5 separate regions of the Homo sapiens genome follow, and regions 2, 3, 4 and 5 are each linked to region 1. Evidence: chromatin loops called from intact Hi-C (ENCODE). Cell type or tissue: IMR-90. All regions are shown on one strand. Each heading gives the region's core, and the rest is flanking DNA. Links, peaks and the distances in the headings are about the cores only. Region 1 overlaps CHRM2 (cholinergic receptor muscarinic 2). Region 2 overlaps CHRM2 (cholinergic receptor muscarinic 2). Region 3 overlaps LOC105375523 (a long non-coding RNA gene). Region 4 overlaps CHRM2 (cholinergic receptor muscarinic 2). Region 5 overlaps LOC349160 (a long non-coding RNA gene).

Region 1 (6,420 bases), core at 484-5,483:
TGGGCTAGACAATAATGCCAATTAAAACTTAAAAAATTTAACCTGACCCTAAAAAGAGGTGAGAACTCCAGCCAAATCTGTTTACCATTTTAAAATAAAGCTCTGTGAATGAGGTGGGGTGGGAATGGGGGAAAGTTTTGGGACTCCAAATTCCCAGGGCTAGACTGTCTGAAAGATGCTTCATTTTCCTATAAAATAAAGAGGCATGTTTGTTTGTAGAAGGGTGCTTGAGGGTGCCTGGAGGCAAATTGGAGTGAGCAAATAGGTGGATTTGAATACTGTCATAGTTCCAGTAAAAGGGAACCCAAAGAGCATGTTTTCAGCTCTCAACTAACTTCAGAGTCAGATGTGGAAAGAACTAGCAGGTGAAATACTGGTAAAAGTCCCTTTGGAGTGAGTTCCCATGGTCCTTCAATTTTGGGAGGCTGAGACTGTTGTCTTCATGTTAAAAAACAAACAAACAAAAACACATATTGCTCTAAATTTGACCCTATCGCCTTCATTGCCCAGAAAGTCCAGATAGTCAAGCATCCAGATGTGTCTTTACTGGACAATTTTCCAATTCCAATTCCAGAGCAGCCATTCCCCAGGGCCAATAGGAATGGGTGGTTTCAGAGATCCAAAGAAAACAGTCCCAGACTGCTGGCAGGTAGGGAAGGCACAAAAAGCATGAATGACACTGTCTTCAATGGAAGTTAGGCTGGCTAATTAGGAGTCCTATGTCTCTCTGACCCACAACAATGAGTAAAGTTAAAACAAGTACAAAAGAGGGAGAAGAGAAGAAATTAGAACAAAAGGGAAATGAAGACGGAATGGGAGAGAGAAAAATGAGGACAAGAATCTGTAGGTATATCAATAATCGTGCTGGATTCAACCTCCATCACTGATGTCAGCCTTTGTTTAGAATATGCATGTGAGCGAACCCTTTCTATTATCTTCACAAGATCACCCAGACACCATTCTCAATCCTGTCTTAAACTTTTCCCACTTTACTCAATAGGACAGAGACTGACAGAAACATTTTGCCACACAGTTCTCTTGAAGAATTGGTTTTCTTTATTTAAACTTATATTTGACTTGCTTGAGATTTTATGACATGGACTCTCCGTGGCATAGTTCCCAAGAGACTCCTATGTATCGAAAGCCACCAATGTCCACCTTGTGACTACTAACAACTGGCTTTTGCTTCCTGTACCCACTCTGTCCACCTTTGGTTCATTGAGCAGGCATCAGGACTTCTCTCATTTAAGATAAATGGCATAAGTATACTGATTGCATATCCCACAGCTCACCTGGCCTATGTGGTGGAGGTGGTATGTGGGGAAAGAGATGCAAGTCACCTTTCCTTAGGCAGGTATTTTTGCTGTGTGTATTCTAAGTCCTTGGCATTATTCTAAGCATCTTCCCATATGATATTTTCTGTTTTGTCAGTTGCTTTAGCCTCACTGCTTAAAATACAGCCAGGCATACCTAAGAAACATATTAAATCTCTTTTGAATGAGTTAATACAGCAATCAATTTTCTCATTTTATCTTTGCAACAATCCTATGTAGTAGATGTTATTTTCTACAGGAAGAAATCAGCATTCAGAGGGGTCTGGTAATGACCCGAGATCATACAGCTAGTAAGTTGCAGCCCCTGGATTCAAACACAAGCTTGTTGGACTCCACTGTCTTAGTTCTTATAGTGTGTCAATCGGTTCGCTATAAATAGTTGTGGCACTTGTTTTCCCTGTGTTTGGGGAAAACAAAACCATGGCATTCAGAAGTTCAATGATGTTCTCCCCATCTGTTAATACAACTTTGCATGTTTTTGTTAGATCCTCCAAACCTTAAGCAAAGAAGAGGCAGTGCTGAGTAGGCTCTTAGTTGGCACGTGCTTGTCTTGTTTAGTCAGTGATTGCCTCTGGCAGAGGTAAACGAGGGCACCAAAATTTTGGCAGATGCCATTTTCACCTCTCAGCAATACTAAGACATTATTAAACAGAAGTTCTTTTGTCTGATGCATAGTAATAAAAGATAATTTTGATATCATTCAGCTGAGTTCATGATAGGAAGCAGATCAAGAGACTTTTTCAAGGTGACACAGCTAACCAAGAACTGCATAAGAACACACACATCCCAATCCCAGTCTAGTTGTCTCTCCATTTTTTCATGCTAAATGAGTTCTCTTTTTCTATAAGATTGTTGGCACTTAAGATTCTGAATTTCAATGGCCCCATTTACTTTTAATTAGTATTTATTATCCACATGTGCTTTGAAAAGTATAATGTTACTTTGTAAACTGCTATTAGCAAAGAATGAGGTAGGTTCCAGTTGGTTTGCCTCTTTCCACTCTTTATATATCTTTGTCTTACTTTATTTATTTCTCTTTTTTTTTCTTCACATGTTCTAGCTCCTTCTTTTATACTATGACCTAAATATACAATCATCTTAACTGGTGCTGTTACCATGGTAATGTTTCATGGTAGATAAGGGTACACACTAAAAACTCAGTTTTCTCATTTTCTTTCATTAGTAATGGAATTCCTTCTGTCTCTCTTTTTTTTCTCTGTCTTCCCCCATGCCCTCCCTCTCTCTCTGCCCCCCCTCTCTCCCCTCTTCCCTCCCAAATCCAAGCTTTCACTGAATGATGCCCTCTGGTGTTCAATAACTGGAAGCACATTGGATTGGATAGGACAAGGACATCCGTTTTAAAGCTTAGGGAGAATTTCAATTTCAAACAAAAATTCAACTGGACCTAAGCAAGAAGGACTTTGAATTAATATGTTTTTAAGCAAAGAGATTAGTAGAATACATTTGTTGTCTGGGCATGTCAAATGTTGTTTACTATGTATACAGTTATGGCAAAGGGGTGGGAAGGATATTTATACCCTTACAGGTTTAACATTGTTATGAAAATGTTCTTATGGAAGAAAAAGAGATGCCACCGAGATATCCCTGGGAGGATAGTCTGATAGAATATTCTGCACATTTAAGTCTTTAAGACTTCTAAATGGAAGTCTTCTATCTTTAGAATGGAAACATTTTTCTTGCTGAATATATATATATATATGTAAAAAATGCATGTGTGTGTATGTGTGTATATATATACACATATATACATATATACACATATATACATATATACACACATATATACATATATATACACACACATACACACACATGAATTTTATATATATATATATATCTCCAGCAAGAAAAAAATATATATACATATATACATATACATACACACATACACACACGCGTGAGAAAGAAAGAGTGGAGGTATTTGTTAGGTGAGAAACGTAGACGTTTTACTCTTACTTACATGATTGTGTGAATAATAATATCAAGCTGCACATTTTTATTAATCCCTAAATACATGGCAAACTAGAAGTGAGGTTGATATGCTATAAACATATCTTCTTTCTTTCTCATTCCAAATTCCACTGCTGCCCTCTGATCAGACCCCAGGTTAAATCTGTTCCCTCAGAGGCTTCCCTGGAATCCATCCCCCTCTTTCCATCCGGGCATCTTTTCAGACCTTTCGCACCTCTCACATGAACTATCACCAGAGCCATATGCTTCTAACCGGTCTCCCACTCTCCAGTCTTTCTCTAGTACAAGCTACTCCTCACATTGCCAGAGTGACCTTTCTAAAATGCAAATCTGAACATGTCGTTCTCCTGTTTAAAATTCTTCAGTGTTTCTCAACAGTCTAGGATAAACCCTGAGATCAAACCCATGTGAGAGCTTCCATAGCTCATAGAGCTGTTTTGCCAGCCATCTTTCTCACAGGCATTTCTTCATCCTCCAACTGCACAAGGAAAGAATCCATGCACATAGCTTAGTGTAATGACTGGTACAGTGTACATGCTAAATAAATACTAGCCAATATATTTATTTCCCCTTTATTCTCCTCCTCCTCTTCCTCCTCTTCGTGGAATTTATTATTATTATAATACTAACAGGCAATGATAAGCTTCACACTTATACTCTAGCCATTCCTCAAACTAATAATAATACTCATGAAAAGGTATGATATAATATGATGAAGTTAATGAATATTTGGCATCCTCTATCTCATTTAATCTCTCACAGCCATGTGCACCACCTGGTGCCCACTAGGTGCTCAGTATATTCCTGTTATTTTTATATACCTAATCAATATAATAATAATGACATTTTTAGCCCTTATTATTCATAGCAACATGTTTTGGAAGGCGAAGCCATGGGTGTTTTTATTTTAAAAAACAAATTATTTACAAAGGAGTTAACTTATAAAAATGCTAGGCAACTTGGATGGTTTTATCTGGTGCTGGTAGTAGAGTAACAGCTAGAACTTGTTAGGGATACAGATGACGTGAGAATAGAGGCCATATTTTATAAATGATGGCAATATACACTTACATTTGTATTTCTGTCTTCTCTTTAAAACGAAACCAAATGCCCTGATGTTTCCAAATAACACAATTAAGTGGAATTTTTAAAACCACTTTCTATTTTCAAAATAATTTTACTATTATTTTATTGCATAGTGTGCAACCGCATAGATACCCACAGTACCCCTCCATTTTATCGTATCAAAGAAACTGTAGGCAACTTCATAGGCTGAGGGCTATTTTAAGTTCAAATTTCCAGCACATGGACAATGAGTAACAGCAACAATAAAACTGAGGATCTACATTTTTAAGATTAGTGCAAAATACATAACAAAAACTGTAGTAACGAGGCAGTCTTTTGAAGCTATCTGTATTTATTGGGCTCAGAAAAACAGGACCTCTCTTTTCTGAGGCTGAGAATCCTAAATATCCTTGAATATTGACCTCTTGGCAGAACTGGGCCCACTTTTTCAAAAGTCAATATTCATGTCACCAGGTATAGTGCTTTAAATGATAAGATTCTGAATTACTTAAATAACTACTATCTTCTAAGAAGTCATTTAAAAGAGATTAATTCACAGGTTGAGTATCTGAGACACTTTATTCCTCTTGTAAAGACATTGAGTCAGGCTGGGAATTAGGGACAGGAATCTAGATTTTTAACCAGCCCCTTCCATGATACTGAGGTGGGAAATCACAGGACTACATTTTAAATAACAGATTGATGAACTGGAACATAGAAGGCATCAAGGAGGAAAGAAGATAGGATGTACAACTCAAAATGTTGCTGCCAATAGTACTATATGTATTTTCCATTAGGGCCCGGACAGAGAGCTTTGCTGTAGCCGGAGACTTTTTGATTTGTTAGGCAAATTCTAGTGTGAACAATGAATAACGGTTCAGGAAGACAGCTATAGATTAAGAAGCACATCTTTCAATGTAGAGGAAACCTAGATACCTGTGTGTTTAGATGGGACACAGTCCCATTTGCATACAATATGTCCTTGGAGTTAAATCAGTCTCGGCTACTTAAGAAATAAGTACTTGATTTCTTTTCTATTTCTTATTTTTTTCCTTCTTAAATTCCTTTCATTCGTTTAATATCTTCACAGATCATATATATCTTCATGATTCCAGAGCTCCTCTCTGCATTCTTCTATCTGGTGTTCTGTGTAGATTCTTATTACTAATGTAGCTGGATCAAGCACCTGGACTTCTTCCTCTTCTTCTCTCCCAACTCTAGTGGAGGAGTTAGAGAAAGTGAGAGAATTGTCTTAAATGTTAATGCTGATACATTTCACTGTCATTGTTGCAAAATGTTGTTGCATTCTGATGATCCCAAGTAACAGGCGGGTATGATACCTCCTCTAGGAATAAGAAAGTTATAATGACTTTTCTTGATGTTATTGTTCACCCTTAGTCATGCTGATGATTCTTCTGTTTGAATAAAGCAAATAAGCTGTTCTTCACCTCCTCATTCATGCCAAGCCAATAAACAAGACAGAATCATGTTGGAAAACAAGCTTCTTATTTCTTATTTAATTAACTACCAAGGAACTCTTTAGGAGGAATGTGATCGTGAGCTAAATAATTACCTGAAGCCTAATTTTTCTTCCTTTCTATAAAAGATAAGCACAGAATAATTTGATTGGTAGAGGAAAAAAATACATTTCACAACCTGTTTTACATTGTTGAACACGATGAAGATTTTCTAATACTCTGCCTTCCTTGGCACTGTTACAAAGGGAAGAGCTTCTACCATAACCAGCATGAAAATAGAAAGTGATAAGAAAATTCTACTTAATTGTGTTCTTTGGAGAGCATCAGGGCATTTGGTTTCATTTTAGGGAGAAGATAAAGAGCAGCCCCAGGGCCAAAGCATGTTTCCCAGATATGCCCACTGTTTTCTTGCTTTATCCTCAAAATTACTTTTCTATGAGATTTTATCAGTGGAGTAGGCAGTTATGTCTTCGCATGTAAGCCTAAATAATAAAGACTTTATTTTTCTTTGTGCTATGCTGGATGGAGGTACTGAAGGCAGGAGGAAGGGT
Region 2 (6,420 bases), core at 810-5,809, 82 kb after region 1:
CACATCAGTAAAATTAATATACAGTCTGACTGTTTAGAGACTGAGCATCTAAGTGCCCCACTACCCCTATGTTACTTGTGAATATTAATAACTGTAAATTTCTGGTAGTGACAAATGGACCCTTCAGAGACCTCAGTAGAGTCCTGATCCTCTATAAATTACCAAAACGCTATTAAGTGTATAGATAGATTTTTCTGGTCTATGTTTTCTATGATTTTCCAAAATCACAAATATCTTAAGTCATATGAGTACTTTAATTTATTTTGTCTATCCTTAGAAACCCATAGTTAGTAAAATTTCACAGCCATGGGACATTAAGTTATGCCACATGCCAAATTACTCATTCAACAAACATTCACTGAATGCCTGTTACGTGCATTCTACTGACAGGCAGTGAAGATGAAAAAGATGGATGTGACTTTTTCCTCCGAGAGCTCATAGACAGTGGCTGAAACAGACATGCAAACCAAAAATTTCTTATGCAGAGCAGGCATCCTATGCCTTAAAATTTAATGAAAAAAAAAAACAAATATATTTCAGACGGACAAAGCACAACAGGAGAAGGCAATGCAGCATCAGAAAGGCAGTATCTGTTGGCTCCTAGTTGTACCCCACTTGTCCTCAGAGAAGGTCCAGCAACACTAACCATGGAGGCAAGAAGACTAATCCAAGCAGCACAGCACTGCCTCTGACTGGCACATGCATTAGGACATTTTCCTATCCATCCTCTTACCATGGTGAGAGGAGATCTTGGGCCAGAGCTGGACTGGTGGACTATGAATCTAGGTAGAGGAATGGCCTGTTTATTATGAGAAGAGCCTCCAGGGCTCAGATGCTTATATCAGTCCAGAACTTTGTGTTCTTCCTTTGAGGTAAGAGTGAGCTGACACCTTGATAAGCTACCAAAAGGGAAGAGGAAATGATCCAAGGCCATCTAGATTCTTCTCTCCTCATTCTTTATACACATACATATGCATTATATACATATGCATATACCTATACCTATACATTTATATATGTGTGTATTTTTCCCCTCCACAATGCCATTATTTTAAAAAGTTGGTGGTCTGTTGTCTGAGCAAATAAAGTAGGTACACACATGTGTTTAGCTTTGTGTGAAATCTCAAACTTTCACCATTCTCTCCACATGTTATCCTCATCTCATTTTTAGGATCAAAAGAAAGTAAGTTATTTCATGATTCTGTCGATTTCTTCCTCCATATTACCTGTCTTTCTCTAAGATCTTACTAAATTGTAGATTATCTTCTAAACTTAATAACATAGTTTATTTTATTTCTGTTGACAAACCTTGCATGTCTCCTCTTCATATTCAATGGATTCTCTACCTGAACTCCCTTTCTGTTTATTTCTCCCTCATGAACAGTGAGTTCATGGAACTATAAACAATGTAGAAAGATCAAAATACAGAAAAAATATGAAAGACTTTTGAAAAGGTAGGGGCACTGGATGTATTTTATTCTCCACTCTTTAACTGTGATTGGAGCCCAGGAAGCTGAATGATCTTGACTACATCCATGGATTCTTCCATCCTCGTAGCTGCCAGTTGGGTTCAACCAATGGGAAGCATCAGAAGATGATCAAGAGACAAGAGGACAGTTGGATTAAGATATTCATAACCTCACTACCCCTTCTGGGAGATCACTATAGATTGTTGCCTCCCTCTGCTAAAGACCACAGCTCTTGGCAGACATTCCTCAACACAGACCTATATTCCTGGTTCCAGGAATCCCCTCCTCTTCCCACTTTGGGCCTAATGGTATTAATACCCCTACTAGTACTATACCCTAAGTGCTGCACTTTCCTTTCTTGGTTTCTTAAGGACATTCTCGCATAGTTGTGTTGTAGATGGTAGGATAAATGAGCCGTAAAAGAGTTTTAAAAGTTCGTGTTTTCTTTCACATTGGGCAACTCCTTTTGAGTAAAATATTCACCTCTCCTCCTTCTTTCTCATGATTTTGAAATGCATCCTGACTGCTTCCTTTACTAGCCAAAGTATTTTATAATCCATTCATATTAGTGCATTAAATAACTCAATTCTTATGAAGCATGCTGCTGATCTGAATAATAATGTTATGAGTGAAAATGGCACCTTTAGTACTATTACTCTGGGGCTTCAACTTAGCATTTGTTTACTTCCTTGGAATACTCTTGTCCTCGGGTTTTCACATTCTACCTGGCTCCTAATTATTTCCCAATGGTAAAGTGCCAATTCTAATAGTAGAATAAGATGGGATACATTCAACCTTATGCACTGTCACCTATTATTCGTCAAATTCCAGCCATGAGTTGGATGAGCTCTGTATCCATGGCCATGACAGAACATAGTCCAGCTTGGCCATTCATTTCAAAAGGAATGTCCTGGCCTTTGTCTCTCTGTGCTTAAGGAGGCACCCTTTGCCCTTCCAAGCAGTTGGAGTATACTAGGACGTATGGTCATTGGTCTAGGCAGTTGGTTTTGCAGAATTTTGGAATAACTATCTTCACACATTTAAGTCTGGAGCATTCTCTATGCCCTTTAGTACTAATTTTTGAAAAATATTATCATAAAATGAAGTTGATAAAAAGTAATAAAGGTCTGTTCTCTTGATGCCTGAATTTCAACTTGGCATCTTAAGCATACATTATTTATGCAAAGTGTTATAAATCACCATATGCTCATTAACTACTTGTTGTCTGCACATATAATGAGGGTTTTTTGTTTATTTTTAATATATTTTATTCTACTTGAATAAATGGTAGTAATGTTTCAACTGATATTTACTGAGTAACTTCCCTCATCCTTATACTACTCCCAGAGTTAGAAGTAACTCAGAAGGAAAAATATTAGATTCCAGTTCACTCTGATGTATATTTTTAATAGGGGAAAAGAGAGATACTATAATTGTATCATATTACAACATAGAGAATAAAATTTAAAAATAATTTTGAACAAGACAAACAAGGTGATCTCACAGAAGGATGGAGTTATTTCAGGACTTTGGAATGGCATGGAATATAAAATATGGACTTTATGAGAGAGCAAGAAAGAATTGTTAGTCAGCGGTCTTTTTGTTTTGATTCCTCCTTGGTTTTTATACATTCTTTTTAATGTACTATTTATTTTCTGTTTGAACTGTTTTCTAGATGAGCCTTAATATAAATGTACTGTTTAAGGGGAAATGTCAACTCTTAGTCATCTAGAAAAAATGCTTCACTCTGACCTAAGATTAGTGGGTATAGATAGCAACAGGAAGCCTGGATTGAAAATAGACCTGGTTTTTGAATCCTCCATTACTGAACATCAATATGTAAAACAGATACAAATGGGGCATCAGTTGCAAAAGAAGACAGGAAGCCTCTACCCACATTTCCACACTTCCTCTACCCAGAGGATTTGAAAATTACTGGTATACTTTTTTATTGTTAGAGCATTCAAATGTTATCCTTCATTATTAAATAAATAAATGGTGACTGCTGACATATTAGCCTCAACTCAAATCCCTTTGTCTGTAGCTGTATAGTCAGTTGCCAAGAAGATATTTTAGTGTCAACTAAAGCAACAAATCAATGCAGACAGGGAACAGGGAGGGGGAATGGGATCATATGAAGGTTTTTTTTTTCCTCTCTCTCTTATTATTACACCCATTTACCAGAGGAAGTGTAATGCAATAGGGTGAGGACCTCTCTTCCCGCTGACTCCTTAGCAAACACGCTTGAAGGCTACATGTGACATAATGTGAGGTTAGCCCTGGGACTCACTGTTCAAGAAAGCTGGCGGGACTCCCCCTACTCCAAGGCCCCTCAGAGATGCCTAATGGAGGTGTGTTTTGGCCTGGATTGACAATCCTCTTGGATGACTGACTCTACAGACCAAGTGGCAAAACCCCACTTCACTTTGTGCTGGAAAGGCAGCACAGTAAGTCAGGAACTAACCTGCGGCAGGAGGCCAAGGATTTGGATGGCAATTTCTGTGCTTTGTTCAGTACATCTTTTGGGGGCAGCCCACTCCTATCAACATAACAGGTGTCATAGTGTATATGTGTGTGTGTGTGTGTGTGTGTGCACATGCACACATGTATGTGTGTATTTTCTAGAATAGCTCCATTAATGAAGAAACTAGGAACCAACTAAGGAACTGTTAACTATTGGCAAAATATTCAGTGCATTCTGATTTTCAAGTTGTTGACTTATTGGTTTGAAGCTTGTGCAAATAAACTGGAAATGTTAAACAAGCTGACAAACACATAAACCCACAAAAGATAATGACAGTCTATTTATTTGCTGTGCAATGACATCCATAAGATTATAAAAATACCAGCTTATTCTTTTTGACTATTACTCAGTGACACTCGAGAGACGAGTTGGGATCTCTGACAAACAGAGTATTTATGGGATGACATGTATCTGAAAAAGCCACAAGGTACATACCAGCACTGTGTGTCTCTATATTGTATAAACATATCTATTGTGTATTCACCCCTCAGTTTACAAGTTGCTATTTTTCCTGAACATGTTAAATGTTCTGTAGAGTTCTCTAAACAAATTTTAAATATTATGACATCTCAGTAACTATTGCATAGAAAATCTTCATATCTAGAATAAAACATAAAACTTTTTATTGAAGCCACATCTATAATTAGTCAAAACGTTTTATCAATTCAAAAGTTTTTAAATCAATTCACTAAGAATATCAAACTGAAATTTGACACTTTATAAATTAAGCTAGAAGTTTAAAAACTAAATATTTACCATTTGATCATCTGATTTTGAAAAATAACAATGACTCATAGTGGCTGCTTGATATTATGTAATCTATTCCATTTGGAAACATAGTTTGAAACTGATTACACTGGTGCCATTTTTCAAATTTTTAATTTTCTAATGAGAATTTGGCAAATTATTACCAGCACATTTTTATGCTAACGGAAATGAGCCAGTTGAGAGGGAAGAGAACAGCTGGTGGAATAGATAAGAAGGCAACATCTTAGAGTTGGTAAGAGAAGAAGGAATCCAGTGAACAAGAAGAGACATTGTCTTTAGCTTAGACACAATGACTTCATCCATGATAGCAGCAGCGAGGGCAGAGTGGTTGGGCTCTGGTACTTGCAGCTCTTTGAATACCATGATGGGAGCCTGTGGGCACTTTATTTTATTCACTTCTATTTTCTATTGTACTTCTTACATCTATTGTAATTCTTACATCTATTGTAAAATGAAGAAGCAGTGTCATCTTTTTTTTTTTTTTTTTTTTTTTCTGAGACAGCGTTTTATTCTGTTGCCCAGGCTGGAGTGCAGTGGGGCGATTACAGCTCACTGCCACCTCTACCTCCCGGGGCTAAAGCCATCCTCTCACCTCAGACCCCTGAGAAACTGGGAATACAGGAGTGTGCTACCATGCCCAGGTAATTTTTGTATTTTCTATAGAGATGGAGTTTCACCATGTTGCCCAGGCTAGTCTCAAATTCCTGAGCTAAAGCCATCCACCTGCCTCAGCCTCCCACAGTGCTGGGATTACAGGTGTGAGCCACCATGTCTAGCCAGCATCATCTGTTGAGAGTAAGAATGGGTAAGGAAGTGCTGGAGATTAAATGAGACTTCAAATTACACAAATTAGTTTTTAAATGGCAGTAGGAAGTAAATGGATCACCAGCTCTGTCCACAATACAAGTGATTACCTCTTCAGTTGACAGTAATATTACTATTCCAAGTTTGAAAAATTTGAGCATATGCCCCTCGGTATGGTCTCTCTGAGGCCCACCAGTTTGTCTCTTCCTTAGCTTTTAGAGATGTCTGAAAAGATGGCTGAGAGGCTATTTTTATGTTTCTGCCCTGGAGACTCTGAACCTCTTCTGGGATAGGCACCAATATCATGTGAACAATGGTGACCCAAGTCATCTTCACCTTTCTCTTATCTCCTTCCTCTCCTTAGCTTCTATCCTCTAATAGTGCTCTCTAGATACATCCTTCAATTAAAAATAGTTTGAGAATTTACCCACCAATAAATCTATATACTTACAAATGAATGTATATCTTCTGCTATAGTAATTTTTACATTAAAATGTAACTCAGAGTATGAATTTTAAAGGAGGTTATGCCCTTCTGACCAAGATAAGCAAAGTGATTTGAGTGGAGGACTAACAAGAAATGCGTTTATTGAGATAGGAGTGCCTGAGACATGTGGATACCAACATCTGGTTCCGGTATTGTAGATCCATTAGGCCCATGCTAGGCTCCATAAGAGTGTAAATGTAGAGGTTGGTAAAAGAATTATCAGTAGAGTTTAAAAGTAGCCACAGAATGTGGAGGATGTGCTTGAATGTGAAGACAGAAACCAAACTCTACATTTTTCCATTATGGTGATTTCTGAAGTGGGTGACAGAAGACCAAAGCATATGTTAAGAAGGAAGTGAAGGGGGAGGC
Region 3 (6,420 bases), core at 840-5,839, 470 kb before region 1:
AGCAATACAATCATGTACAGCAATACATAATCCTTGATAAACAACTTTTACTGCTTTATGTATTTACTATACTGCATTTTAAAATGTCATTTTACAGTGTATTTTTCTATTTATATTTAAAAAGTGTTAACTGTAAAACAGCCTCAGATGGGTCCTTCAGGAGGGATTCCAGAAGAAGGCATTGTTTTCATAGGAGTTGACAGCTCCATGTATGCTCTTGCCCCTGAAGACCTTCCAGTGGGACAAGACGTGGAGGTGGAAGATGGTGATATTGATGATCCTGACCCCGTGTAGACCTAGGCTAATGTGTGTGTTTGTGTCTTATTTTTAAGAAAAGTTTTAAAAGTAAAATAATGAAAAGAAAAAAATTTTAAAAATAGAAAAAAGCTTATAGAACACAGATATAAAGAAAAAAATATATTTGTGTACCTGTACAATGTATTTGTGTTTTAAACTGTTACCAAAAAAGAGTCAAAATGCTAAATAAAAAAAAGTTTGTAAAGTAAAAACATTACAGTAACCTATGGTTAATTTATTATAGAAAAAAAATATTTTTATATAAATTTAGTGTAGCCTACTTGTACAGTGTTTATAAGATCTACTTTAGCATACAGTAATGTCCTAGGCCTTTACATTCACTCACCACTCACTCACCACTCACCCAGAGCAGCTTCCAGTCCTGTAAGCTGTATTCATGGTAATTGCCCTATACAAGTGTACCATTTTTTTCTTTTATACTGTGTTTTTACTTTACCTTTTCTATGTTTAGATACACAAATGCTTTTCATGTGTTACAACTGCCTACAGTACTCAGTATACATACACAGTACTCAGTACGCTATAATGCTGTACAGGTGCTAGGAGAAATGGGCTATACCAAATAGCCTAGGGGTGAGCAGGCTGTACCATCTCGGTTTGTGTAAATATACTCTGTGAGGTCCACACAACGATGCATTTCTCAGAACGCATCCCCATTTTTAAGTGATACATGACTGTACTAGGTTTACTATTCACATAAGAGGCCAGCAGGCAGGAAAGAAAGAGCCAAGTCTTTCTGAAGAGTTATCTTGGAGAAGTGCAGAGTGGCCTTCTCATCCACATAATTCATTTTTTCATTCGGCAAACACTAACTGAGCATTTAGTGCCAGGCACTTGTTGTACAGTAGCAAAAACTTTACCTGCAACAAAGCTTATCATCTGTTAGAAAATACAAATATTAAAGAAATAATCAAAGAAATAAATGTATACCTAAAATATCATAAGGGCCATGAAGGAAAGTTCATGGTGTTATGCAAGAGTAGAAGGGGTCTTGATTTGGCTGATAGGCATTTCAGGAAGGCAATCCAATGTCTCTGGGAAGCTAGAACTTTTGTGTGGCTCACAGCAGAGAAGTTCTCTAGTCTCTAGTGTCTCCTTGAGGTTTAGGGTATCATCAGAACATATAAGCCAGGATATGGGGCTCCTGGAGGGGGTGGGCTGACCACTTCTTCTTCCCACTCCCACCGAAATGCACTTTCTTCTGCCCTCTGTTTCAGACTCTCAAATCAGCCCATTATTACACCCCACCTTCCCATTCCAGCATCACTGCCTGCTCCTTGCCCTCCCTCCTCATCCTTTTTCCTTGCTAAAGTTTAAGCATGGCTTTTCTTTCTGACTGTTACCATAGATCCTAACCCAGAAGGCTCACCTACTTTGTTTGGTTATACTGGAATATTAATTGCATAGTTTCAAAGAGAAAAAATAACACTCTATTTCATAAATACTGAAGATACTTTTTAATTTAAAAGGTGTTCTCAAAAACGTGTGATAAGAGAGGAAAGGGGAGGGTGTATTGTGTAGACTAAGATGATACACAAACACATCTGGGGAAACAAGAGGAATGCTTTGCAATAATAGTCAGCTGCTCTCTGTGTGCAGCAAGGTTTGTGTGCTTCTTGGAGAAAGTATTGGGAAGAAAGAAGGCGAGTACGTTTATATTTAGAGTGAGGTAGTTAATCTTGTCTGTTTCACACATATTACTCATTGCTTTTGAATTAGTTTGAGATAATGTTTTTATCTCAGTAAGGATAATTTTGGTGATTTACTGTTAACATATAGGACAATGAAAATAAAAAGATAAAAGGCTAGATAATCCCATTACTCTTAAATAGTCAATTATAAATGTTAGGTTCTTTTACCATAGAGATATTAAGCAACTTGTAGAGAAGCTCTTTGGGAAATAATTTCATCTTAAATAAGACTACTATCAAAATAGCTATCTTTTCCATTTGTTAACATCTAACCTACTTTTATCTTTATATTTAATGAGGATTTCTTATAGGTAGGTGGCATTATCTTCTTATTAAGTTATTTAACTATTAACTATTAACTTTTGTTTTTATTTAAGTTCAGGAACTTTGCAGATCTCTTATTAACTCTTCAGTTAATAATGAGGTAAGTCTTAAGTAAATATTCAAATTTTATCTAAGTTTTTTTTCACTTAATAGTGCCATCGTGAGTTCAGAGAAGACATTGAATAAGGATGAGAGGTGATTGATAAAGGGAGAAATGTGGAAGAATAATTTTTTATTCAAATACATAAAATTTTACCTATTTAGAGATTTTTTTAAGTTTATCTTCTGCATTTTTAAAAACTTTTAATTGATTATTTTAATGGACACATTGTATTTGTATATATTTATGGGGTACAACTTGGTATCTTGATATATGTCGTATGATGATCAAATAAGGATAGTTATTGTATTCATCACCTCATGTACTTCTGATGAAGACACCGAAAGCAATTGGGACAAAAGCAAAATTGGCAAATGGGATCTAATTAAACTAAAGAGCTTCTACACAGCAAAAGAAACTATCAACAGAGTAAGCGGACAACCTACAGAATGGGAGAAAATTTTTGCAAACTGCATCCAACAAAGGTCTACTATCCAGCGGGAGGGATCACAGAAAATAACTTGTGGGTACTAGGTGTAATACCTGGGTGATGAAATAATTTGTACTGCAAATCCCCGTGACACGAGTTTACCTATATAACAAACCTGCACATGCACTCCTGAACTTAAAAGTTAAAAAAAAAAAAAGAGAGAGAGAGAAAATGGTTTAGGCATTCAAAAAACTAATAGGTATTTTAAGAATGTAACTAATAATAGAAATTGGTAGGTAGCAAGCACTTACATTTCACAAAGCATATGTGGATGCATTACTCCATTTAAAGAACAAAGCCCGGCGTGGGGAGACACTCATATAATGGAAACACTGGAACTCTGAGATTGATCCGGACCCACAAAGCTCCCTAATGGCCAACCTAGGATACACTCAGACTTGGGACTGTTTAGCTCCACGTCTCGTGGTCTTTATATGTGTCACAGTTAAGAATCAGACCGTGACAGACACAAATCATGTGAAACGGCGTCCCTCTCTCTCTCACCCATTGATCCCCCGCAGTTGTAGATGTGATTCTGCTTCCTAGTAAAAGAAACTTGCAATAAGAGTATGTGTCCACTAGAGGGCCGAACTCAGAATTCGCCGTTCTGCTGTAGAGCCCAAGTAGACAATGCCATCAAATGCTCCAGGCTCTCTTTCATCAGCTTTGTACCACCTGATTCAAACGCTAAAGCCCTGGGCATAGAGTGCAATGAAAAACACTCTTAATTCCAAGTAGAAAAAATAAAAGTTGTATTTTTCCCTGCTTGTCGATGCCTTCCGTGTGAAGTATGTTGTAAACTGTGACACCCCATGGAGCGTGGTGTCTCACTATTAAGCGAAGCCTTTTCCTGTTTCTGATGTTTGCTGGGTTGGCAGGAAGAAAAATATCAGTTCTATTTTTTAACCATACTATTTCTGTTGCCCTAACAGACTCCAGGTAAATTAATTTACTTTGAATGAGTCATTAGTTCCCATTTGCTAGAGTTCATGAAAATGAAAGCATGAAACAACATTTTATAGAAATTCCCTGAGGCACAGAACACCAAACCTGGGAAAGACGTTAGAGTCCAAATTCCTTATTTTATAGACAATAGAACCAAGTTTGAGAGCAGGGTTGCCCTTAATTACCCAGCTCACCTAAATCAGAGGCTGACCCAGAACCCAGGTCTCCTGTTTGCATGGTTCCATCCTACCCAGATTTTTTTTTTTTTAACACTGGTCCATAGAATCCTTTGGTGGCCTGACTCTCATGTTAATAAAGCCTGATCAGAGATTCTTGATTAAGTATATTGTTCACATATATTTTAATTTCCATTAGGAAATACTATTGTACCACATCAGTCAGTCCACTGCTAGAGAAGACTGGGGGGATCTTGCATCCTTATGCCAGTTAGGTCTCCTTGCACACAATTCCTGTGAGCATCCTAGAGATCCATGCCTCCTCATTCCTGGATTTGCAGAGATGGAGAGCTCACAGTTTTGAGGTTACCTAATTCTGTTGATTGAGTAATGTTGATTAAGGATTCCCACCTTACTTTTGTTGGAGGAGAGAGAAAAGTTTGGGAAATGGGATTGGGGGTAGGAAGTAGGGAGAATAATTTAAGATTGCTGTCCTTTCTTGTCTGATGATGAAGAAGTACAGAAGGACTGGGTGATTCATCTGAGATTCTGAAATTAGATGTCAGAATAGGCATTATATAATGCGATAGAAGGCTCGTTAGACTAGTAGTCAAATACGGTAAGTACTGACTCCATGATATAAGGGGCTGCTCAAATCTGAGAGTCACCTAAACACCTTCTTTCTTCAAATCTCTAATTCCTCCCTAAGTATTGTCTAAATAGCCCCTCAATATATTCCTCTCAACTCTGTCCTATCACTTTTGCTTTTTTCATCCAGATATGCCCAGCACCCTCCAGTTTGTCCCCAGTATTGCAGTTTTCTGGACCTTCCCCAGAAGCAAATACAATCTTGCATCTTTTCTGATTAAAATCCTTTACTGGCTCCCCCACTGTCCATACTGATAGCTATTCAATTGCACTTTGGAGATGAACAACTCCATTTTTGGAGCCAGAATATGTCCTTTTCCTTTCCCACTAATTTGCTTCCTCACCTAGGAGACTCCCTGTCTAGCTTGTCCTTTCTTCCTTGCTGAAATTAAATTTCTATATGATAAAAGAGGCTGGAAGCTGAGGAAGGTTTTGCAGGAATTGCCCCAGCCATAGCTACATGCGGCAACAAGATGCATGATATTTTAAGTTATGAGTAGCAGAAGCCTGTACATAATCAGAAAGATTCTAACATATTATACCTCTAAGAAAAAAATAATATGCACACATGAATGTACATATATCTCTGGACAGAGCAGCCACTAGGCTCCTGATGTGACTTGCTCTACATTCCTCTCCCCCTGGGGAACCACACAAGTGTTTTGCAACCTCCTTTCTCACCTCTGCCTACCATGCTGTGTTGCCTCTGAACATTTATATTCCACCTCCTTCTTTTATTTGTGGTAATTTTATACATGACAGCTACTAACTAACTAAGGGAAAATGATAGAGGGTCCTATTTAAAAAACAAATGCAAGCCTGTTAGTAGAAGCATAATCCCTGTAAATAGTATAGCTTTCTCAGCTAAAAATTTAAAGCAGGAGGGTTTTTTTAAAGTATAGGAAACTGGGGCTTCATTTCATCTCAGATTCCTCATGAATACATCTTGGAGATTCATGTAGCTATATTTTTAAACTCATATCCAGAGGCACACCCCCTTCACCAACATATATAAAAGATGATGAGGGGATTTTTCTTATCTTTACGTAAGAGCAGGAGTCTGTACCAAGTTTGCGAGGTCATTCAGTAACAAATTTACTCAGCATGTATTCCTTCCATAGCTCCCAGAGATCAGGTACCTTGCTAGCTCTTATGGTTGGAGATACACAGATGATGGAGTCTTGTCCTCCATCCCCTCACACTGAGAGGAGGCAGGGAATCTGACATGTAAACAAATGTGCACATGACTTGCTATATGCTATAATAGAAATGCTTGCCAAGTACTACATGAATAGAGCAAAGGAAATCCTAATGATTCAGGTGGCCACTGAAGTCGACTTCCTGGAGAAGATGATACTACACTGACAGAGACTCAAATATGAAAGAGGCAGAAATGTCACTCAGAAAGGGGCAGCATGAGCAGAAGTACTGGTTTACTTTATCCTGGTATATGTAGTATTGTGGATCATATTAGTGTGGTCTGATCGATTATAGTTTCTTAAGGGGAGATTTTTAGCCAAGAACCACTTATGCACTTCAGAAAGTTGAGCAGTTATACAAACAATTTCTTTAACATTACCTTCTTCATATGCCCTTTGAAAAAATATTTATTAGCCTCTTTTAATTACAATATTAGTGTTTTATGTTAACTCCAAGTAAGTATAGGGTGTCAGGAGATATTGCTCTATCTAATTAGGTAATATATCATTGTAATCATATCCATGGTAT
Region 4 (6,420 bases), core at 900-5,899, 130 kb after region 1:
AGTCACTATTATCATGGTGTATTATGCTAAGAGGCTGTTATATTATGTGCCTTTTTAAAAATATTGTCAATGGTAGATTTTATTTTCCACATCTTCTAGATCTTCTAGATGTGGAAAGGGGGTCAACAAATTTAAGCTCACACAATGAGAAAATAACAGAGATAGGCTTCCGTTTCAGGTTTAACTCCAAAGTCTTGTCTACTGCGTTCACAGATGCATCACAGTTAACTGGGTACGAAGTTATGGAAGGAACAGTTGCATCCCCTATACAGCATGAAGCCAGCATTTCTGCCAGCAAATCTCTTAGAAAGATATGCAGCCTGGTAGGGCTTGCTGCTGTCTCCCTCAAAAGGAGGAATCTGAGAATCAAATGCCATTCTTCAAGCTTCCATAATTGCTTACAGGAGTCTTGTTTTGTGAATTGCAAGTTCTCCTTGTACAGCATGTTGTCACATTCCACTGATGCTTTATGAGAAATTTTCCTTAACCTTTAGAAGAACAGAGACATTCTTTCTTTCTTTTCTTCTTATATGTTATTACCCTTTCCTCCTCAACTAACATACTTGATGTATGCATATGCATGCATGCATACACACACACACACACACACACACACACACACACACACACACACACACACACACACACACACACTAGTTAGGTGAATAAATACAGGCCCAGGCCCAAACCTCTCAGCTTCCTATTTCCTTCCATCTTGGGGTATTCTGGGGTTAGTAACTACTCACAGAATCCTACTCTAACATGTTATCTTAGAAGTCCAGGTGTGTATACTCCTAACCCAGCAGACAATGCATGCTAAACCAACTTTGCTGATAGTAGTATAATTGTTGATATGGTTTGGCTGTGTTCCCACCCAAACCTCATTTTGAATTGTAGTTCCCATAATCCCCACATGTTGTGGGAGGAACCCAGTGGGAGGTAACAATCATGGGGTGGTTACCCTAGTGCTGTTCTTGTGATAGCCAGTGAGTTCTCATGAGATCTGATGATTTGATAAGGGGCTTTTCCCCTTTTGCTCGGCACTTCTCTCCCCTGCCGCCTTTGCTTCCCCTTCTGCCATGCTTGTAAGTTTCCTAAGGTCCTTCCAGTCCTGTGAAACTGTGGGTCAATTAAACCTCATTCCTTTATAAGTTACACGGTCTTGGGTATTTCTTCATAGCACTCTGAGAATGGACTAATACAATTGTGCTTCAAGGAAAAACCACACTGCCTAGAAGATTTATGAACAAGTCCCAATCCATTTGCTGTCTACTGGAAGATCTTCCATTCTCAGGCATTATATAGGAATGGAAATTGTATTTAAATACTTCTGTATGTGAACTACTCACAATTTAGCTACTTTTTGTCAGATGACACAGTAGAGATGGGGGCAGAAAAAATGTACTGAGGACATTTCCAAGTCAAGATGGTTTATTTCAAGAAGGGAAATGCCACTTTTTTATCCTAGCTTTCACACTGGGCATAGTCCACATGGAACATACTCCCTGATAGAGGTAAAGATTATGGTTTGGTAATTATATCTCAGTCTAAATGGGAGACAGGTATTTGGAGAGTCTGGAGGTAAAGAGGAGTCAGGGTATTTAAATATTGATGTAGTCTCACACTAAGGGTGTTGGAAGAGGGAAGGGGCTGAGGTCTTCGGAAGAGAGGGTGGGCACAGCATGTGATGACTTATCTTACATATATTCAATTATGTTGTGATTCCCCTGAGGTCATAAACCAAAAAGTCATTTCATTTCAAGCAGTCTGGAGAGTTGACTGCCCTGATTTACCACATAAACCTCTTCATTCTCTCTGACCAACTGGCTTTATTTTAATTCTAAATTAGTGCTTTAGATACAAAAATCTTTGCTGAGTTGATGCAGCTTTTTATGTTTCTTCATCTCAATTGCCATTAGATCATTTAGTAAAGACTTTAATCTTCTCCCTGCTCTCATTTTTTCAAGTTTTCATGGGATAACACTGCGGTCATTTGGCTCAGTTCTAGAAATAGTCTGCAATCAAACTCTGGGGAAACAATCATTTTGTCTTTCGACTGGAAACAATAAAAATAGTTGCTTCCCATTACTCTCCACACTTCATTACTATTTTATTTTTACAGCTTCGTTGAATCTGGTATGAATCTTAATTATATGAGGCCTGTGTCATTTCTGTCATTGAAAAGCTAGAAGAACCAAGATTTAGCTATATGGGGGTGAACTGGTTTCTCTGTACCCTATACCTACATTCTAGGATGGCTACTAGAAGAGTGATGGTGTCCATTAAGCTCATACTTATCAGTGCATGTGTTTTAAGAGGCGATGACTAATAATAGCATGTCTACAAAACACAATCCACTTGCTTTACTTTTCATATAAATAGGCATTTTAATGAAAAGAGCAACTTTCTCTTTCTCTCCATAAGCAATGCAGCCTTAAGTAGAGACATGCTTAAAATAAATATATATTCCTAAGTATAACTAAGTGTCCTTGTCTCTACTTAACTATTATAAGATATGCTATCTGAATATTTGTTTTCTATATACTCTGAAAAAAATTTCACTTCTATGTGCACCTCCTAATATTTTCACAGCCTCTAATCTCACTTATTCTTATCCCAACCATCCTGGTCTATTCTTCAGAGGAAAAGTACTAACTTCCTCTTTATCTTCTCTCTTCTCCCAAACTGACTTTTGTTCCTCCCTTTAAAGTTGTCCTTGACCTACTATCCAAAGCTCCACATTGCCATGTGCTCTGTCTCAGCTTCCAATGGGCACATAGACCATTGAAAAGGATCCCTAAAAGGATATTTTGTTTGGAGCTGCTCAGCTTCTCTAGAACAACTGCTTTTATTCTAGAATTTTCTATCATAGTCCTAAAAAGCCTCAATTCTCTGCAAATTTGATTCACATTTTTAATTCAAAGCAATGAATTAACTAATTTAGAGTTATTAAACCAGCAGCCTGCCGACTTTAGGAAAAAACAAAACAAAATTCTAAAAGCCGACTATACAAATTTCCAGTTTCTCAAGACGGTAAGAGAGACAGATTGATTCAAATACAGCTGCCTAATCATAGACAGTCTGTAGCTCTCCAAGAATTGCTTCCATTTTCCTTTCACTCTTCTTCCTTGCGGGAACAAAACAACCTTTAGACAGAGGGCTTTCTCCACTTTTGCTGCTGTTTGCTTTAGAGCACATTGTTTAGTCAGCACCATTTACTAGATTACATTCATCATCAATATTTGAGTTCTGTCAAATCCTTGGTACAGAAAAAGGTGGATGCAGAAGTCCTCTCTCAGATGGAATTTCATTTTTAAAAGTCTAAGGGTTGGGTATTTTCAGGTTTCATTCTATTCAGAATTGTCCAGGCCTCTTCCTTTTTGGCAGGAGTTGTATATTGTGTGAACGAATTAATGAAAAGGTGCCATGGATGTAGTGACAAGGACAAAGGTCCCAGTTAAGTTGCTTTTACACCCATTTCCCCCTTATGACACTGTTTTTGGGTAAGTGGTGTTTAGGATGTGTTTTGAAGAGGAGAAAAGATAGCTTGGCTGACATGGAGTGGAAGTTTGTCCCAGCATCACTAAGAATAGTATTACGTTTGACAGGCAGCCAAAATGGCAAGCATGTTTACACTGTAATAAGTCCTTGCATAATCCTGATCTTTTTTACATTGGAAAAAGTCATGAATTCTCTTCTATTTGTACTGATGTGAGGATCAGTTTGCTTTATCAGCTACTTTCATTCTGTTCTATAATTTTCTTTTACATTTTTTTTTCTTTTTCACAAAAGTGCAACTCACATCTAGCACTGCACACAAACCTTAAGGGTACAGCTTGATAAAATGCAGTATGTGTTTGGTGTGGCCTTTTTTTTCCCCCAAAACGTTGTACATAATGCATATCTGGTAAAATCTGCCGCCGTATGCTGTAATTTCCTAAAGATGGACAACTTATACATCCCTCTAGAATACTTTCAACACATCTTTTCAGATGAAATATAAAAACTCAGTGTAGGTGAGGACATGGCTGTCTTTTTCTGTGTGCTTTTGAACCTACAGGTTGTCAGGCTCAATGTACTGAAGCAGAAACCCACCAGCAGTATTTTGTACTTTCTTTAGAAGAAGATATAACGCAGAATCTTGAGAATAGTAAAAAATCAATCAAAGAAAAACCAAAAATGTCAGATACAAGCCAGTGGTATGCGAAAGGAGAAAAAGAGAAAGGGAAAGAGAGATACAGATGTAGGAAAGGTTTCCAGGGAGCTTTCTGTATTTATTTCACCACATCTGACCAGCCTTGCTCCATGGTTTCTCAGCCTTGTTGCTTAGCATGATATTGGGCCATTGTTGTTTTAGAAAATTGGAAATTTCACCAGCAATTTGTATCTCCCCTAGACTGCAAATTCCTTGTTGACAAGAATGTGTTCTGTTTTGTTGGTCACCCATTCCTACTTCACTTCTATCCCCCACAGCCCTTGAGGGCATGTGTGGATCTCCTCAGAAGAGTAATTCAGTAAGATATTTTGAAATAAAGAAAGCTAGAGAGCCATGATTTCTTAGCAGGGCCCCCACTACTCCTTGCGGCCACCACCCCCACCACAACTGCTGTTGTAGTGAGATTCAGGAGCTCATAAAAAAGCTCTAAATATGTACAATGACTCATAATGTGTTGCATGGCTCAAAGGAAAACCAGATTAAAAGAAAAAACAAAAAGTGGAAATTTACTTCATTTTGTGTGATGTTGTCAAAGCACTCAGACTGTGGAATGTCAATATTGCTAGCTAGCAGGGCTGGACTGTCTCCTGAGCCCCAGGCCAGGACTCGCTTCCATCTGTAAGCAAAATTTAAGGACATTCAAGATTGGTAAGGGTCATTATAATGTAAGCAAATTATGCTATCACCATCTGCATCAATATCAAAACTGTGTACAATTGAACCTTTCTTTAGAGAAAGGGGACTTTGCTCCCCAAGACATCCTTAAATAAGTCTCTCCACAATTCTCTCTTTTTCTTTTTCATGTCTTTCTCTCTGGCATCATTAATGGAAGGAGTGATTATTGATAACATAATCTCAAAGCCTATTTAACACATTCACTAATGCAGTTTATAAATTAGTGGGATTAACTGAATATTAAAAGACCTACAATAGCATATGGATTATATACCTGAATGGTCATCTCTCCTATGTCAGAAAAAAAATATAGCTGGAATGTCATTCATTGGATTATTATACAACATATTTATTTGCAAATATATGAAATTAAAAATGAATAAGCTTCATTTGCTTTCTCATCAATGATAACCACATCTCATTCTTAAGGTGGGGAAGAGATAATACTTAAGTATCCTTTACTACCAACCGCTGGCTCTTCAGTAGGTGAACCCTTGCTTCCAATGATACTCTGATATTTCCCAGAATTGCTGCCATATTTGCATGATCATTATATTTTTTATGTTTTCTTTAGTAATAATTTGTACTGAAAGCTATGTATCTAAACATAATATTGTTGTAGTAAACTTGTAATTCTCTAAAGACATTCTATGGTGTTTAGCCCTCATATACAAAATTTGAAGGCTAACATGGGCCTTATCACTATTCTATCAGTTTTGGTCATTTGAGCCAACATTGATAAGGCTCATTATCTTATCACTGTTACTTGCTAAGTGAATATGCTACTTTTGAGATCTTAATGGTTGAAAGGTGGGCAAGAAACGCCAAAGAACTCTGCCATTTTTTGATAATGTGTTCAAATAGCAGCAGAATTAAAAAATCTGTAGGAAGCATGTATACTAAGATTACATTTTTAAAACAAAAATTAAAGAAATAGAAACAAGTATAAATTAAACATTAGGTGAATTCCTCTTCATTTCCAAACTTTCTTCTTGTTCTCAAATTTTTTTATACAATTACATGTCTTCTCTGTCACTGGATTTCAGCTGTTATCAACCATGGATTCGTTTTTTCTTGACTTTTCTATTTCTTCTAGAAAACATTTTTAATGGGGCAGGTTTTATGCCATTGTGTAATATTGTGGAAATGACATGGTCCAGGAGTCAGAGAGACCTAAATTTGAATCACAGCACTTGCTGGGTCTGTTATCATTATCATCTGTACAACTGGAAAAGATAATAGTCATTCTTTTCAGGGCTATTGTGAGAATTAAATAAAATAACACGCAAAAATCCCAAAACTTAGATTACTTATGTATTGATAATTCATTATTAGCTTATTACATTAGAAATTCACCTACAAAAGCATTCATCATACATCAGGCATCCTGCCTGACCTCAGCAGTGTGTGAAGAAAATTCCATTTGTTTTTTATATAATTCTCCGCTTTTATCTAAATGTATATCAGTTTATTTTTTAATTATATTAATTTTCTCTGTAACAATTCAGAAAAATCTGTCATTGTCAATA
Region 5 (6,420 bases), core at 954-5,953, 200 kb after region 1:
GAAAAATGAGTCAGTCTACACGCTTTTTAGGGGGTATAAGAATTCTCTACACTGCCGAATTGTTATTCATATGGCACAGCCCAAAAAGATGTTCACAGACATGTCCTCCTCCCATATTCCTGTATGTGGGAAATGAGGCAGTCAGAAGCAGGAATGAAACCTGCCAAATACTGAATGAAAACAAATAATGATGCAACGAGGAATCCACTGTATAGAAAGGCCAATATGAATAAGGTTGAACTAGAAAGACTAAATAGGTCTATAACTTTAAGCATGTGTCTAAAGGCCATAAGCATTGAAATCTGAAATGCTGAACCCCGCGCAGCCCCAGATGCTCCTGTGCCCCATCACTGTGATTCCCTGATAGACAAGTACTAGGAGGAAGAAAAGCTAATCCCAAGGCACCTTCAGGCCAGGCAGGAAACTTTCTAAACCAGTGTCACTATCCCGACAATGCAGCACATCTAAATAAGGAGGAAAGAGGAGAGGGAGAAGAAAAAGAGAGAGAGTGCAAAATTATTAAAGACTGGGTAGAAGAATGGAGAGCCACATGAAATACAGAAGAAATTTTAAAAGTGTAAAAAATACTACATGCAAGCTTCTTGGCAAATAGGCTGTAAACTAAAGGAAATGAATAATTTCTTAGCTATATATATATGTCACATATATATATATATACGTCACATATATATATATATATATGTACACATACACATATATTTCTAAATCTGACTCAAAATGAAGCAAGAGGCTGGGCATGGTGGCTCACACCTGTAATCTCAGCATTTTGAGAGGCCAAGGCTGGTGAATCACCTGAGGTCAGGAGTTCAAGACCAGCCTAGCCAACATGGTGAAACACTGTCTCTACTAAAAATACAAAAATTAGCCAGGGGTGGTTGTGTGGCCTGTAATCCCAGCTATGGGGAGGCTGAGGCAGGATAATCACTTCAACCCAGGAAGCAGAGGTTGTAGTGAGCTGAGAGATTGCACCACTGCACTCCAGCCTGGGCGACAGAGCAAGACTATGTCTAAAAAAAAAAAAAAAAAAGATGAAGCAAGAAAACAAAAAGATATTAATACCATAGAAGGTTTATGAGACATAGATATCTAACAAGGAAGCATCACAAATAAAGGGCTCCACAACTAAGCTATTGGTAATCAGATAATTCTAATAAAATAGACAATAGGAAAAGATGACAATCTTTATTAATTTATTTTATGAGGGCATCACATTTTTAATTAAAACTTGATAAAGATGGTATAAAGTGTTTTTCAGAAAAATCTTATTTACAAATACATATGCATACAATCTACTTATGATATTAGCAGAAAGAATTCAGCACAAATCAAAATTATAATAAGACACAAACCACAAAGAGTACCAACTTGAAAAATGATAGTGAATTTCAAAAATTCAAAAAAAATACATGTGTAAAAAATTAATATATCAGTAGAAGTTAAGGAATTTTATAGACAGCATAAAATAAAATTTTTCATAAAAATGAAATTCTCAGGTGGGTTGATCATTGCTTTATATATTTTGAAGCTATACTATTAGATGGATATGTTAATATTCATTTTTAATGAATACAATTATTTTCTGATTGCTCTGTGAACTAACATACAACATCTCTTTTGTCACATAAGATATTTGCTGAATTAAATCTTTATTTTGTCAGAGATCAATATTGCGACTTCAGATTGTTAGAGTAGGTCTTATTTCTTACTTCATTCAATTGATTTTATTTCCTTATTCTTATTCTCCACTGGATAGATAAGATTTTCTTCCACCACTGTCATATAACACAATCTTTGTATCTGCTATGGACCAAATTTTATTCCCCCCCCCAAATTTATATGTGACGCTCTAACCCTGTATTTGGATAACAGGGTCTTCAGGACCATAATTGTACACTGTGACTGTATTTGGAGATAGGGTCTTTAGGGGATAATTAAGGTTAAATGAAGTCATAAGGGAGGGTCCCTAATTGATAGGATTGGTGGCTTATAAGGAGAGGAAGATCTCTCTGTCTTGCTGTCTCTGTCTGTCTCCTCACTCCTGCCCCCCGCATCCCCCCACCGAGCCCCCTACCACACACACACACACACACACACACACACACACACACACACCACTGGGGAAAGGCCATGTGAGACATAGCAAGAAGGCAGCTATCTGCAAACCAGAAAGAGAGCCCTCACCAGAGTCTGGCTATGCTGGCATCCTCATCTCAGACCTCCAGCCCCCAGAAGTGTGAGAAAATAAATTTCTGTTGCTCAAGCCACCCACTCTGTGGTATTTTGTTATATTGACTTAAGGTGACTAATACAATGTCTTTCTCCCACTCCTCCCACTTCCTATACTCTCCCACTTCCTATACTTCACTGAGGAAAGTGTTGGATTTCAGCTGAAATAAAATGGACAAAAGGACAGATTCAGGAAGCATTTCCCATGAATCTCTTACATTCTGGCACTGTTGCCATTACTGAGCCCCCTGCCAGATTGCTTACTTTCTACTGTAGTGATGCTGAAATGGTGTCTGGTATTTTTCTTCTTTTGTATGGCCTCAAACTGATATGTCTCCCCTGACATCAATGTTACTATGCCAGGCTGACTTTGGAGTAGAATTGTGTCTGTGGCAAGCTAGAAGTCAGCACATCATGGAGATTCTCTTTGCCCTAAGCTGGGAGCCAGCTTGAGAAATGATCTGAGAAAGACTTGAGGACAGAGGACTCATGCAGGCAGCTAAGGTTCAATGAGGTAATGCCTCATTCTGTCCCAAGACCTGTGGGTTTCAGTGAACTCCTCAGTTCAATCTGGGTCCCTCAGGAAATGCCAGACAATACATGTGGGCCTCATTTTACCAACATAAAAGGAGAGGAGGACAAATCCATGGAGTGTTATGCTTACTCCCATCTGACACAGGAAGCATTGGGTAAAAGAAGCACATGAATGTGAAGGGGCGGAAAATGTATTTTCTTCAAAGGCCTTTCCACTTAACACAATGGCCATACCTAATCATTTCTGAATGTTTATTAAATGGTAATATTTGTTCTCAAAAACACTAATTAGAGAGCTAAACTACACACATGCAAAATGGCCTATGAGTCATTGATTGGTATTTCTACAGAAAACTTCAGTTTTTATCTGTTTACAAATCAACTAAAGCATGAGGTTACAACTACTTTTGACTTTCGCAAGTTTTTTGGGTCAAAAATAGTTTTTCAGGTAGTGAGTATTGGGCTGCCATCATACAACTTTAGCTGTCTATGACAAGGGGCAATCATATGCAAACAAGTGAGAAGAGAATACGAAAGATTGTAAAGCATTTTGTTTGTTTGTTTGTTTTCTTCTCCTGTTTGTTTTCTTGATGAAAATTAAGAAATTATAAATCATCATTGTGATTTTTTGCAAATATGCTATTTGTGGTAGATCTGAAATTTAAAAAAAATTAGAAGTCTTCTATTTACTTTCAAGGTTAAGAGCAACATCATTCCACTGTGTAGTTTATATGTTCCTAATAAAGAAAGAATTCTTGAGAGATAAAGTGTTGCTGGTGGCTCATAGCTTATAAATGTTACAGATTTTGATGTCTGAGTCATTAAAACAAAGTTTACTTTACTCATTTTTTTAAATTCAGTATTTACTTCATACTAGATAAGATTATCCAGTAGAAATTCAGCAAATGGTCGCAAATGACTCCTCAATTTCTCTTTATTAGACATCAGATGATAAGTACTGTGTACATACCCTGGGGCCACCTTTATGCCATCTAAACCCCAGCAAAGAAGGATGGAAAGAGTCAAAAGAGGAAGAGAGAGTGGCAATGGTACCAAGACTAGCTTTCATTCTTTTCGTTCTTGCCAGGGATTACAATGTCACAAGCCTGGGGCAGGATCTTAATTGGAAGTATGAAGCTAAGGATTATAGAAAGTATGTGACATTTGTGCCTTGTACATTTCTATAAACATCTTTGGAGCCCCTTAGGGAAATGAGACTGGGAGGTTTTTCTTTATTTTTCTAGAATCTTTGGTTCTGGAGGGCTAAGAAAGATCAAGGCAAAGATCCTGGAGTCAGAGTTCAAGCTGCTTACCACTGGTTCTAAACTCAAGGCAATAGGGCATATTGACCCTTCCAATCATCGTCCATATTTCCCAGAACAGGTGAACTGAAGAATATTGGAGAGTGTGGCCGATCTTATAAGTTCCTCTCAAGAAATCAAGACTGGAATACAAGGTATTCACACCCTAACAGGCCTGCTAAGTACTCAGGAATAGATGAGATGTGCAAGGCCCAGGAGTCTGGACTCTCACCGGTAAGAATAAGCTTCTTCTCCTCCTAAAATGACTAAATGCAAAGAGATGATAGGGTAGGGTCCTCACAACAACTGATGGTGACAGTTGAATTAGTGAAAGGGCATTTCTAATGGCATATTTCTGAGAAAGAGGGCAGGAGTAGAGAATTATTGTTCAGTCAATTATCCGTAGCACCCTAGGCCATGCTGGCAAATACAGGAATTGCATTTATTATACAATTAATTAAAAACATCACTTTTGCCTTTTTTAAATGATTATAGATTCAGAAAAGAATATAAGTGAACTGCCTTCCCCTTCACTCACCAAGCATGGATGGGGAAAAATGAAGTTACTTTGAAGAGACACCATATATTCAATGAAATTAAAAACAATAATAATCCCCATCACATATGGAATGTTGACCTTTCTTGGATAAAATTTGCTTCAATTAGACAATGAAATGAATTTTTTGTATGAATGAGCTGATACCCGACATTATTTAGTATTTGTCTGTGTGAACTCGAGCCCCAAGCTAAAGTAACAATCAACTCTCTAACTGTCCTTCACTAAATAACACCTTCTTCTAAGCAATAAAATAAACTGATTATTTATTTTAAATATTTGTTAAGTTTAAATTCCCTTATATTCATGATCAATACTTTTTAAAAATTAGGAAGCTCTAGCTCCAATGCCAATGTTGTGATTTTATGGTGTTCTGTTTACATACGTTAAGCAGTCTGAATATTACATTCAGAATACATTTTAGTTGTATTTCAACAGGGTCTTGGACTTACCTTAAAACAAAGGTAGTTTGGGGCTCAAATTAAAAGTTATTACTTTTTACACTTATTTTCTTATAAGGCAACAAACATAAACTTAATTATATGATACTGTTAGAGCCAAAGCTTTGGATCTAGTAGTATTTTAAAAGAAACTAAAAGATCAAAAAGAAGCTCATAAGAACTATGTAACTGAAGAGTTAAAAAACATTCTACCTAAATGTCTCAGCAATTTCTGAGTTTCTTCAAGCTAGTTTTCCTCAAAGAGTAAATCTGTTTCAAAGTTGTGAGGTTCTGGAGGAAATGATCATTCACTCTAATGGAAATTTACTACCTTCCTGAGAGTTCGGAATTCTTCTTAGAGAGAGAGAGAGAGAGAAAAGGCATCTTATTCAGCTAGAAGGAAGGTGATAGCTTCCTGGAATGATCGGAATATCAAAAATCAATGCCTAGATTCAAATCAAGGACCTTGGACTCAAGCCAAGACAAGGTAGGACTACTAAATAAATAAATAAATAAATAAATAAATAAATGGAAAGGATAAGAGCAAAGAAGACACTTAGAAGTCAATGTAGGGCACCTCATGTGTACATTGCAGTTACCAGAGGAGACTTCTCTTCCTGAAGGGGAGTGTACTGCTCCCTGGTTCTGCTGGTGAGAGAGTGCTGGTCAAAGAACAGGTTCTGTTCCAGTGGAAGAGAATCAAATAGACAAAGAAACTAGCACAGAACACCTAATATAAAAGGAAATTATTTCCCCCATCTGATGGTACAGCCAAGTCTGTTTCTCTCATGTCTACCAGTGGGCATCAGGCAATTCTGCTATCTTTGCCAACAAACATTTCTTTACATCCTGAATCTAAAAGCAAGAGTTTTAAGCCTCTTTCTTGCACCTTTATTTATAATCTCCATGAACAGTCTCACTTAAATGAATTGCACCCACATCTGAATCCTTTAGATAATCATATCATAAGACTGGCTTTCATCTGTCCAATTATGCCTTGTTATTTCTATTACCTGAAACTTCCGGCACAATACCTGAAGATCCACTTGTGAAAAGATCCATTTGCAAAAAGCCAAACCCTACACAAAGGTTCAGATCTAGTAGTGTTTTAAACAAACATAAAGGATCAAAAAGAAGTTCATGATATACCAACTATATAATTGAAGAGTTAGGAAAAAAACAGTTCTACCCAAATGTCTGACTTGTTGAGAGCCTAACCCTACACAAAACAGATCAGATGAAACCAAGAAGTGCCCTTCAAGGTGTTGCTAAATATAGTTACACTCTATAAGACTGTGCATTCCTGGTTCAAAATACAATTTTCTTCCCTGACTTATGTATG

The links. A loop is a pair of places that touch in the nucleus more often than their neighbours do. Peaks named below come from ENCODE experiments on the same cell type or tissue, not always from the same donor. Only the 100,000 strongest peaks of a DNase experiment are listed, where the experiment ranks them.
Region 2: a loop joins it to region 1, with 2.4 times the contacts of the local background. A loop is called at or near these places in 5 of 110 quality-filtered maps.
Region 3: it touches region 1 in a loop (4-fold over the local background); 7 of 110 quality-filtered maps call a loop at or near these places.
Region 4: a loop joins it to region 1, with 2.9 times the contacts of the local background. A loop is called at or near these places in 10 of 110 quality-filtered maps.
Region 5: it touches region 1 in a loop (4-fold over the local background); 21 of 110 quality-filtered maps call a loop at or near these places.

The regions. Positions count from the first base shown.
Region 1 is chr7:136,871,986-136,878,405 of GRCh38, forward strand. All of the region lies in intron 2 of CHRM2 (cholinergic receptor muscarinic 2), which reads left to right. Among named protein-coding and RNA genes, the nearest start is that of CHRM2, 6.5 kb to the left of the region's middle. In IMR-90, for the core only: a CTCF peak has its summit at 2,647 (motif pointing left); a DNase peak (open chromatin) is centred at 2,546; H3K4me3 peaks cover 448 bases; H3K27ac peaks cover 2,097 bases.
Region 2 is chr7:136,953,218-136,959,637 of GRCh38, forward strand. All of the region lies in intron 2 of CHRM2 (cholinergic receptor muscarinic 2), which reads left to right. The region is part of intron 2 of LOC349160 (a long non-coding RNA gene); the gene reads right to left. Among named protein-coding and RNA genes, the nearest start is that of MIR490, 53 kb to the left of the region's middle. In IMR-90, for the core only: no CTCF peak of the experiment used is centred there; a DNase peak (open chromatin) is centred at 3,144; H3K27ac peaks cover 4,065 bases.
Region 3 is chr7:136,402,884-136,409,303 of GRCh38, forward strand. It overlaps LOC105375523 (a long non-coding RNA gene), which reads left to right. Exons shown (of 6, transcript NR_187964.1): 5 at 2,387-2,433. Among named protein-coding and RNA genes, the nearest start is that of MTPN, 430 kb to the left of the region's middle. In IMR-90, for the core only: a CTCF peak has its summit at 3,509 (motif pointing right); no DNase peak of the experiment used is centred there.
Region 4 is chr7:137,002,884-137,009,303 of GRCh38, forward strand. The region is part of intron 3 of CHRM2 (cholinergic receptor muscarinic 2); the gene reads left to right. The region is part of intron 2 of LOC349160 (a long non-coding RNA gene); the gene reads right to left. Among named protein-coding and RNA genes, the nearest start is that of MIR490, 100 kb to the left of the region's middle. In IMR-90, for the core only: no CTCF peak of the experiment used is centred there; a DNase peak (open chromatin) is centred at 3,608; H3K4me3 peaks cover 169 bases; H3K27ac peaks cover 1,876 bases.
Region 5 is chr7:137,070,950-137,077,369 of GRCh38, forward strand. The region is part of intron 1 of LOC349160 (a long non-coding RNA gene); the gene reads right to left. Among named protein-coding and RNA genes, the nearest start is that of MIR490, 170 kb to the left of the region's middle. In IMR-90, for the core only: no CTCF peak of the experiment used is centred there; DNase peaks (open chromatin) are centred at 2,302, 2,772 and 3,602; H3K4me3 peaks cover 2,168 bases; H3K27ac peaks cover 4,309 bases.